Regions from separate parts of the Mus musculus genome. Here region 2 is linked to region 1. A link is a loop called in an ENCODE intact Hi-C map of the cell type or tissue named here. Cell type or tissue: left cerebral cortex. All regions are shown on one strand. Each heading gives the region's core, and the rest is flanking DNA. Links, peaks and the distances in the headings are about the cores only.

Evidence for each region. Peaks named below come from ENCODE experiments on the same cell type or tissue, not always from the same donor. Only the 100,000 strongest peaks of a DNase experiment are listed, where the experiment ranks them.
Region 2: a loop joins it to region 1, with 2.3 times the contacts of the local background. A loop is called at or near these places in 3 of 42 quality-filtered maps.

Annotation. Positions count from the first base shown.
Region 1 is chr4:136,834,382-136,840,592 of GRCm38, reverse strand. Ephb2 (Eph receptor B2) reads left to right here and starts at 4,581. Exons shown (of 16, transcript NM_010142.4): 1 at 4,581-4,823. The coding sequence starts at 4,763. It overlaps Gm31536 (a long non-coding RNA gene), which reads right to left and starts at 4,658. Exons shown (of 5, transcript XR_881502.3): 1 at 2,707-4,658; 2 at 805-963; 3 at 537-646. In left cerebral cortex, for the core only: no CTCF peak of the experiment used is centred there; DNase peaks (open chromatin) are centred at 3,752, 4,369, 4,531 and 5,201; H3K4me3 peaks cover 2,500 bases; H3K27ac peaks cover 1,318 bases.
Region 2 is chr4:136,785,915-136,788,414 of GRCm38, reverse strand. All of the region lies in intron 1 of Ephb2 (Eph receptor B2), which reads left to right. Among named protein-coding and RNA genes, the nearest start is that of Gm52708, 12 kb to the left of the region's middle. In left cerebral cortex, for the core only: no CTCF peak of the experiment used is centred there; a DNase peak (open chromatin) is centred at 1,298.

The DNA.
Region 1 (6,211 bases), core at 3,712-6,211:
CAGCCTGGTCTACCTAACGAGTTCCAGGCCAGCCATGGCTGCATTGTGGAGACCTCGTCTCAGATAGAAATAAAGAGGGGGATGGGTCAGATACTGGCTGTCAAGATGAGCTTTCCCAGCTCCTCCTCTGGGAAGCCTCCTCCTTTCTCCAGGGGAAAGGCTGCGAATCCCTCCTCTGCCCTGGGAGAGTTTGGACAAATGTCTATTTTCACTTTTTCACCCTGCAGGACAGGGAACGCTGTTAGTGTTTAGCGTGGCATCAGCTAGCCTCACACTGCGTAGCTGAGGATGCCTCTGACTTTTTGATTCTCCTGCCTCCGGCTCCTGAGTGCTGGAATTAAAGGTGTGCACCACCTTTTCCAGTTTTTTGAGACTCTGGGAGCGGAACCTGGCACTTTGCGCATGCTAGGCAAGCACTCTAGCAACTGAGATGCATCACAGCTCCCAGATCTACCTTTGTGCTCCTTGTCACATGGGGCTATCCAGCATTCAACGTAGGGCAGATGTAAACAGAGACGTGCTAAAAAGCGAGATACCAGATTGCAGCCTGTGTGGTCCTCCCTCTCAGATTGTAGCTGGTGTCGTCCTCCCTCTTGTAATCTCAGTATTGGGGAAGCTGGGGCAGGAGAACCGGGTTATTCAAAGCCTGGGTGATACAAAGCACTGGGTTATACAAAGCACTGTCTCAAATCGTAACAAGGTAAGAAAAAAAAATAAATGTGAAATGGTTTGTTAATTACACATTGACACAGTAATTTTTTTTTTTACTTGTTGGCCTAAATAATTAAAGTTAGCTCTTCCTACCTCCTTGTATTTTTCTTGGAGGTGGTATTAGAGCCCAGGGCTGCAGCTGGAGAGATGGCTCAGCAGTTAAGAGCATTGGCTGCTCTTCCAGAGGAAGGTTCAATTCCCAACACCGGATATGGCAGCTCATACCTGTCTGTAACCCCAATTTCAGGGATTCTGACATCCTCACATAGACACACACAAAGGCAAAAACACAAATGCACATTAAATAAATTAAATTAAATTTAAAACCAAAAACCTAGGAACTCCTTATTTAAAAAAAGAAGAAGAAGAAGAATTCAAGACCACATGCATGCTGAGTAAGCAAGGTGTACCTCTAAGCTACAGGTCCCCTAGTCCTTCATTTGATTTTTTTTTTAATATGGCTACTAGAGTTTTAAAATTACATATGAGCCGGTATTAGATTTCTTTTGGGCAGTGCTGACCTATGAGCTCTGTATGGGTAGAATTAGAAACACTCCTGCTTAGGTTCAGAGAACTGAAGGTCTTTCCTGAGGTCACCCAGCGAAGAGAGGGCAGGGACAGAGGTATAGCCAAGTATCTGCTCAGATCCTCCAGCTCGGCAGTGGTTGGAGGTGTGCTCTGATCCACACGTGACCAAGGGCTCCCATCAGTCCAGTGACTGGGCAGGTAAGACAGTGGGAGACAAGGTATCGACAAGTAGGAAACACCCAGCAGGTCCCGTCCCCACATTTGTTTGGCCTGGCTTTCAGCTGTCATACTCCCTCCTCAGACAGGCTTCTCTGACCCCACCCTCCCCACCCCCAGGGTCACTCAGCGCTCTGTCACCCAGCTTTATTGTCTTCCTGGCCTGGATCATTGTTGATTATTTTGTCCCCCTTTGGGACTCCTGCGGGGTCTTGTCTAACAGGTCCTCAGCTGCATTCCTGCCTCCCCAGTGCCTGGCACGTAGGCAATGCCCAACTCATGTTTGTCAATCAAGTGAGACAGAAAGAGACACAGACAAGTGAGGTCATCAGATTTCTCTCTATGACTGCAGCGATGCACAGCTAACAGTGCTGTGAGTACTTGGGCAAGTACCTTTCCCTCTCTGGATCCCGCTTTCCCCTTCTAGAGGCTGGTGCTGGGGGTGGGAGGCTCCGCTCGTTGAATTATCATGAGCCGACTGGATGGGTGTGAACACTGCTTTGTAAACTGTTAAAGCGTGATTGCAAATGCGGGGAGCTGTTGTCATTAGACAAATGAAGCTTCCAGCCGTCTCTTCCTGTGCAGTGAGGGACCGGGTCTGGATCCAAAGCTCACTCTCCAGCCTCTGCTACACCTGGAGGGGCAGGTTCCCCATTAGGAAACATCTAATATGCTGGGGGTTTGAGAGGCAATATGCAAACTGAAGATAATCAAACTATCCCCAGGCCCCAGCAAGGGAACCCGTGATCATCTTTCCGGAAAATCCTAAGCAAATGGGTGTCAGTCCCGAAGAGGCCAAAGTTAGTGAAGGCACTTAGTAAGGGGTTGATGAGGTGGAATCCTGGTCACAGAGCAGAGAAAGCTGGATAGGGTTTGGCTGGGACAAAGGCGGAGTCGAAGGCAGTTGCCAAGAGAGCAGAGAGGAAGGCCTTGGATGGCTGACAAGACTCAGCCTTTCTATAGGATCTCAAATGGGGAATCATACAACACGGAGGGAGAACGGGATGGGGAAGATACGGGGCTTTGTTTATTGCTACAGTGATTTTTTTTTTTTTTTTTTTTTGCGTTTGGCCAGGTAAAAGTCCAGACTGCTATCAATTAATGATAAGGTTTTCAGTGACTGTGGGAAGTTGGCTAACTGAATAAACGTGTTCTATGGACCTATGCAAGGCCCAAGGGATGAGTGTGGGTGTCAGACACTGCTTGAATCCTAGCTCCGATGCGCTATTTGGCCTTGAGCAGATGACTTACCTGGTCCTCAGTCTCATCACCTGAGATGGCCTGCACCTGCCACCAGAGTTGTGACAATGGAGGAGAGGAAAATCTGGAAACGTGAACAGCCCCGAGCCTCATCCCTGGTACCCGGGTTCTCAAAGGATGCTAAAATCTAGTATTTGTATTTTGAATCAAAAAGGATTTTAAATCAAGAAGGAAGCAATTGCTAGGGGTGGGTGGATGGTGACAAGGGTCCCCAGGGGATAGAAAGAAAGCAGAGCTGAATCCACCCAGGATGTAATAGATGGCCCATAAATGTTTCTGGAAATGGGGAGGGGCCACCTGTATACACCAGGGATGGAGGAGAAAAGGCTCAGAGTCCACCAAATCCTAAGCCCCTTGGTTTGTCTGATGAGGAGAAACAGAGAAAAAAAAAAAAAAGCCAGGGCACCCAATTAACTTCTACCCCAGGCAGGAGTCTGCAGGCAACACGGAGTGGAAGGTGTTGGCAGAGAGGGTGATCTTCCCTGTTGTCTTCTATTCTCCCCGGCTCACTTCTGTTCTGCCTCCTTTGCAACCTTCGAGGCCCACCATTTCCAGGTGGCCTCCCAGGCTGAGGTTCATTTCTGATGGACTCTCAATGCTTCAAAGGGTGCCCCAAATTTCCAAACCTCAGTTGGTGTCTCAGGACAGTCTGTCTGATGGGCCTTGAAGGGAAGACATCTCTGGGACGTTTTGTTAGTTTGTGGGACAAAGGGACTGGAGAGGTCTGCACTGGACTTTTAACAGCTTGTCTCTCTAAAGCATTCTTCCACCCACTGCAATGATCATGGCCAGTGCTGTTGGCTAAGTGTGTTTTCAGGAGCGCGGGTCCCAAAGGCTAGGGGCCCTGCCTGGGTGGTTCCCGCAGGATCCCTCCAGTCCTCCCACCACCGGTCTCAGCAAGCCCGCTAATGATGATGGTGATGAAGGCTGTCAGAGCAGGCTGGGCCCGCAGAAATGGAACAAGGGGTTGTGTCCTCCCCGAAGGGACAGCTATGCACAAAACCGAGCAGCCCAGACAGGTCCATTCCACCGAGGGGTGGAGTAGGGGCTGTCGCTAGGCACCCCCCACCCCCGGGCCTCCTCCACACCCCTGCTCGCAAACTGCACCGGGAACCAGATCAACAGAGGAGAAATACAATGTGCGGCTGGGAAGGTCCGCGGGGAGGGGCCGGTGGGCTCGCGCAAGACAACAAGGCAAGGAGGGAAGGCCCGGGGTCTGCCTGCCAGGGCCCGCCACTCCTGCCAGAGAGAACCCCGGGCCCGCGGGCGAGCGCCAAGGCCCACTCTCCCAGGCAGAGGCCCCAGCCCAACCCTAGAGCCTGGGAAAGCCGCCTGTTTTGTTCCCAGCTCCCCCCTCTTTCCCCCCCTCATTCATTGCAGTTCAGTCCCTTTCGAAGCCGCAGGGACGCGGGTGGCAGGGCTCAGGCAAGGGGGTGGCACTCCCAGTCCTGACAGGTAGGGCCAGTCCCCCGGCTTTGGGCAGCCCCTTCCTCGTTCTCCGCCCCCCCGCCCCGGGTCCCCTCTCTCTGCTCCTGTCAGCCGCGCCAGACGATCTCGGCTTTGCAGCATTCAATAAAAATTGAGAAACATTTGGGCTGAAATCGCTGCTTTATCTGGAGGAGCCACAGCGCCGGGAGAGACCACTGCTGCGCGGGGGGGATTCCGGGGTCCCGGACACCCGGGTGAGTGGGGTCACGATGCTCCAACACGGTTGCTGCCCCATCCGAAGGGACTCAAAAGATTTAGAAGATCATGACTCGGGCGTGGTGCAACCCGTGGGTGCACCGGGCAGAGGCACAGGATTGGCAGTCCAACCCCGGCTCCCCCCACGCCCGCGGCTCAGGTGGGCCGTGCCCAGCGCTGGCGGAGCCCGGGTCCCCGTTCTGCCCGGGCTGGATGGCTCATTCTGCTGGCTGCGCGGCGGCGGCGGCTCGTGTGTGTGTGCGCCGCGCCCCGCCGCTCCCCGCCGGCCCCCCGAGCCCGGGGCGCGCGCTCCAGCCCGGGGGTCCCCGCGGCGCCGCGGCCGGAGGCTCCGGGCAGCGCAGCAATGGCCGTGCGCAGGCTGGGGGCCGCGCTGCTGCTGCTGCCGCTGCTAGCCGCCGTGGAAGGTGAGCGGGGATGGGGGCGGGGAGCGGCCGCCTCGGCCCCGGGTCGCCCCCTCACTCGGCCCCGCGGTCGCAAAGTTTGCCCGGGGGCCGGTGCCGGGCGCAGGTGGCCGCGGGGAGGTGTGGCCGGCGGCCACCGCTGGGAAAGACGCGGGGCCCCGCGGGCGCCCGGGCGAGCGGCGGGCGCTGATTGACTGTGCCAGGAGGAGGCGAAGGGACCATCTTGCCGAGGCTTTGTAGCCAGCCGGGTGAGCGCCGCCCAGGGCTGGGGGGTCTTACCACTGCGCGCCCGCCACCGAGGTCCCCGCATCCCCGCAGAGCCCGGCAATGCCTCGGCACCGAGCTCAGGGGCGCGGGCCCGGCGCGCAGTGGGTGCTGCAAAGTTTGGCAGGGAGCGTTCCGAGGGAGGCACCGCGGCCGCGCCAAGGATTGGGGATCCCTGGCCGCGCCCCCTTGGATGCAGCCTGGGCCACCCGAAGAGCAGGGGCACCCGTGGAGTGGAGCGAAGCGCGCGTGTCCCCCACCCTCGCGTCCGTGCCCGCCCGGTCGCTCGCGGCGTACAATGGGGTCCCCTCCCCAGCAGGACTGAGCGGGGGATGGGGCGATGGGCATCACTCTTGCGCGCCGGGTTCTCCGGGTACCTCCGCGGGCCACCGCCCCGTGGGCGACAGAGCTCAGCGTGGAGTCTGGAGCCCCGAGAACTCTCCAGCTGCCGTCAGAGACCGGACCAGATGCTTTGCCATGTGTTGTTGGCCTTGGCCTGGGTCTCTGGGCCTCTCCCCGAGGCCTCGCGCTGTGGTACCACCCGACCCCCCGGGGGCGGGAGTGGCTGCCAGGTGGTCGCAGCTCGCTGGCTTTGGAGGAAAAGTTGTTAGTGGGGGTCTGGGTGTGTCCACCAGGAATGGCCGGGCTGGAAGGACCAGGCGTGAATCCTAATAATGGTTCTCACGTGTACTGTGCTCTACAGTTTGCCAGTCGCTTCAGTTTATGAAGTACTTTGCTCTCCGTGGTTTACAGCGTGCTGCACGGTTGACAAGGTACTTGAAGCCTTCTTTGCAAAGTGCTTGCCGGCCGACAATCTGTGTTGAATCCTTCAGAAGTCTTCCGGGAAGCCAGATGGGTCGAATTTTTACTGGTTTTTAGCAAATAGGGAAACCGCGGGTTCAGAAAAATCCTGTCTCAGCCCTAGCCATTGGGTGATAAAAATAGGCCCTGAGTCTGAGGTCTTTCAAACAACTGGCTGGGTTTTCTTACCCCTAAAGAAGGTGACCCGTTCTAGGAGTGTGCCACCGAGGGCTTGAGGGGTGAGACACAGAGTGCCCTATTCTTGGGTCACTTTGGGGTGAGGTGTGAAGAAGCCTTGAGGGCTCCAGGCACAGCCACTCCAGGCA
Region 2 (2,500 bases), core at 1-2,500, 48 kb after region 1:
CACCTCCCGACATGCTGCAGCAACTGCCAAGAACTCTGGGGTGTCTGGGGTGGAGGTCACATGAGCAGACATGGTGCCTTGGAGCATCTTTTGATTTGATAGGGTTGTTGTTGTTGTTGCTGCTGCTGCTGCTGTTGTTGTTGGTGGTGGTGGTGGTGATGGTGGTGATGGTGGTGATTTTGTTTGTTTATCTCAGAGGTTTCTTTCATGTCCCTGGCCATCCTGGAACTCTGTAGACCAGGCTGTCCTTGAACTCAGGGATCCCTCCTCTCTCTGCTTCCTGAGTGCTGGAATTGCCTCGGGGTATCTTAATAATGTACCTGTGTTACAAATGGCTCTATGGCTCTTCTGAGACAGCAGACACCTTAAGGAAATGGAGAGATTAGAAGCCATCGGACTTAAGGTGGAATCAGTTTTGTTTGGGCCTGCTGTGTGGCCTGAGAGGCTCGCTGTACCTCTCTGGCCTTGCACTACAATTTGGAAAGGGAGAACCAGGTCAAGCCACTTTCCTCCAAGAAGTGAAGCTGAGCCCCTTCAAGCCATTGAGGATTGTGGGGTGTGGAGTCCCAGCCTCCTGGAGCACCCCATGTCCAGTTTGGTTGTCCCTCCTTTTGGCTGTCTATTCTATATGTGGGGTTTAAGTCAAGTGTCACTCAAGCGCAGACTCCTCCAGCCCCTGATCAGGGTTGGGGACCCATCTATCTAGGCCTGGGATCTGAAACCCTGTCATTTTGTGCCTGGGGTCCTCCCTGCAGCAGGAGCCATGCTAGGACGGGAGGCCTTTTGTGAGGTACAGCAGGCCTCAGGCATGTCCTGTTCTTACACGATCTGGGCTGTCTGGAGGCAGATGGAGGCCAGACCCAAAGGCAGCAGGGCAGAACTGGATGACAGTCCAAGCATGGGGCAGGGGCTGAGAACAGGCTGTGTGGAGCGTGGGAAGCCCTTTAGAAACTGAGGGTGAGACCTGCAAGTCTAGAGTTTGCTCCAGATCAGCTGGTTTCTCCAAGGATGGTACCCATTTTATTGTGTTGTTGTTGTGGTGGTGGTGGTTGTGGTTGTAGTTGTGGTTGTTGTTTTCCAGTGCTTAGCTCATTCAGGCTTGGCACTTTGTGGGTGTTTAACGAATGCAGGCTGGCTGGATAAAAAGGTGTGGAAACCAGCTGTGTGGGTGTGCGAATGAATGACGGGAATGGAAGGATGGGTCAATGGAGAGATGAATGGGGAGAGAAAGGGAAGGAGAAGGAGAGAGAGGGAGGGAGAGAGATACAGAGGGACATCTAAGTGAGAGGCGGAGTGTGTGGGGAGGTGTGAATGGAGTGAGAGGGTTGGGGCGGGGCGTTGAACGTCAGGATAGCAGAATGTGTCCATAAACGGCTGCCTGGATTGGGTGGTTCAATGAGTGAGTGTGGGAATGGGTGGGAGCTTTGCTGGATGAGTGAATGGGTGGGTGGGTGGGCAGGCATGCAAATGGATGTGTGTGTGCGGGTGGTGGGTGGAAGTTTGGGTACTTTGTTGACTGCAAGGATCAGATGGTCGGAGAGACAGATGGATCCGTGTGTGGGGGTCACTGGTGAATGGATGAATAGCAAATCCCGGCGTGGCTAAATGCCCGACACCTTGCCCAGAAGCCAAGGGGTGCTCCGGGTTCTGAAGTTTGAGTTAATTGCCCTTCACTGGGGGGGGGGGGGGAACAGGGCCAATTAGGCAAATAGACGCAGCCCCGGCAGGCCCTGCAGCAGGCTGGCTAATTGACTTCAGCCTCACAGGCCTGGCTGGGCTTCGCAGTGGTCTGTGTCATATTGATCTTTAATTTACACTCCCCTCGCATCCAGAGGATTTGAGGCGACTTACGCGATTAAGCCTGCGTGGGGCAGGACAGTTAGATATGATGTGAATCGGGGAGGGGATCAACGAGCAGGGAGGGGAAAGTTATTGGTACGCCTCCGGGCTCTGTGGCTTTCTAGCTGTGTGATGTTAGGTGAGTTTCATAACCTCTCTGAAGCTTTGTTTTGTAGGAGGCAAGGAGGCTGGGGCTGTGGGAGTGGATGCCCCCCATGGATAAGGCTACAGGAGCGGGTGGGCGGGCAAAGCGGGTGGGCAGGCAAATGGGTAGTAGGTTACTGGATGAACAGAATGATAGACAGGTGGGTGTTGCTGGGTGGGCAGGCACAGGATACCATCTCAGGACGTTTTTTGAGCGCCAGTGACAGTTCAGCTCAGTGGTTGGCACAAAGTAAGGTCTTTGAATTACATAGTCAACTTCCCGTTATCTATCAACTCTACATCTGTGAATCCAACCAACTGTGCGTCAAAAACATCCTAAAAAAGACCTTTGTATCTGGTTACTAGGGATGCAGCTCAGGGATGCAGCTCGGTCGGTAGAGCGTTTGCCTAGTAGACACAAATCCCTGAATTCCATCCCCAGCACTTCAGGAAGTCCTGTGGGGTGGTGAATGCCTGTAATCCTTGCACTTGGGAGGTAAAGGTAAGAGGATCAGAC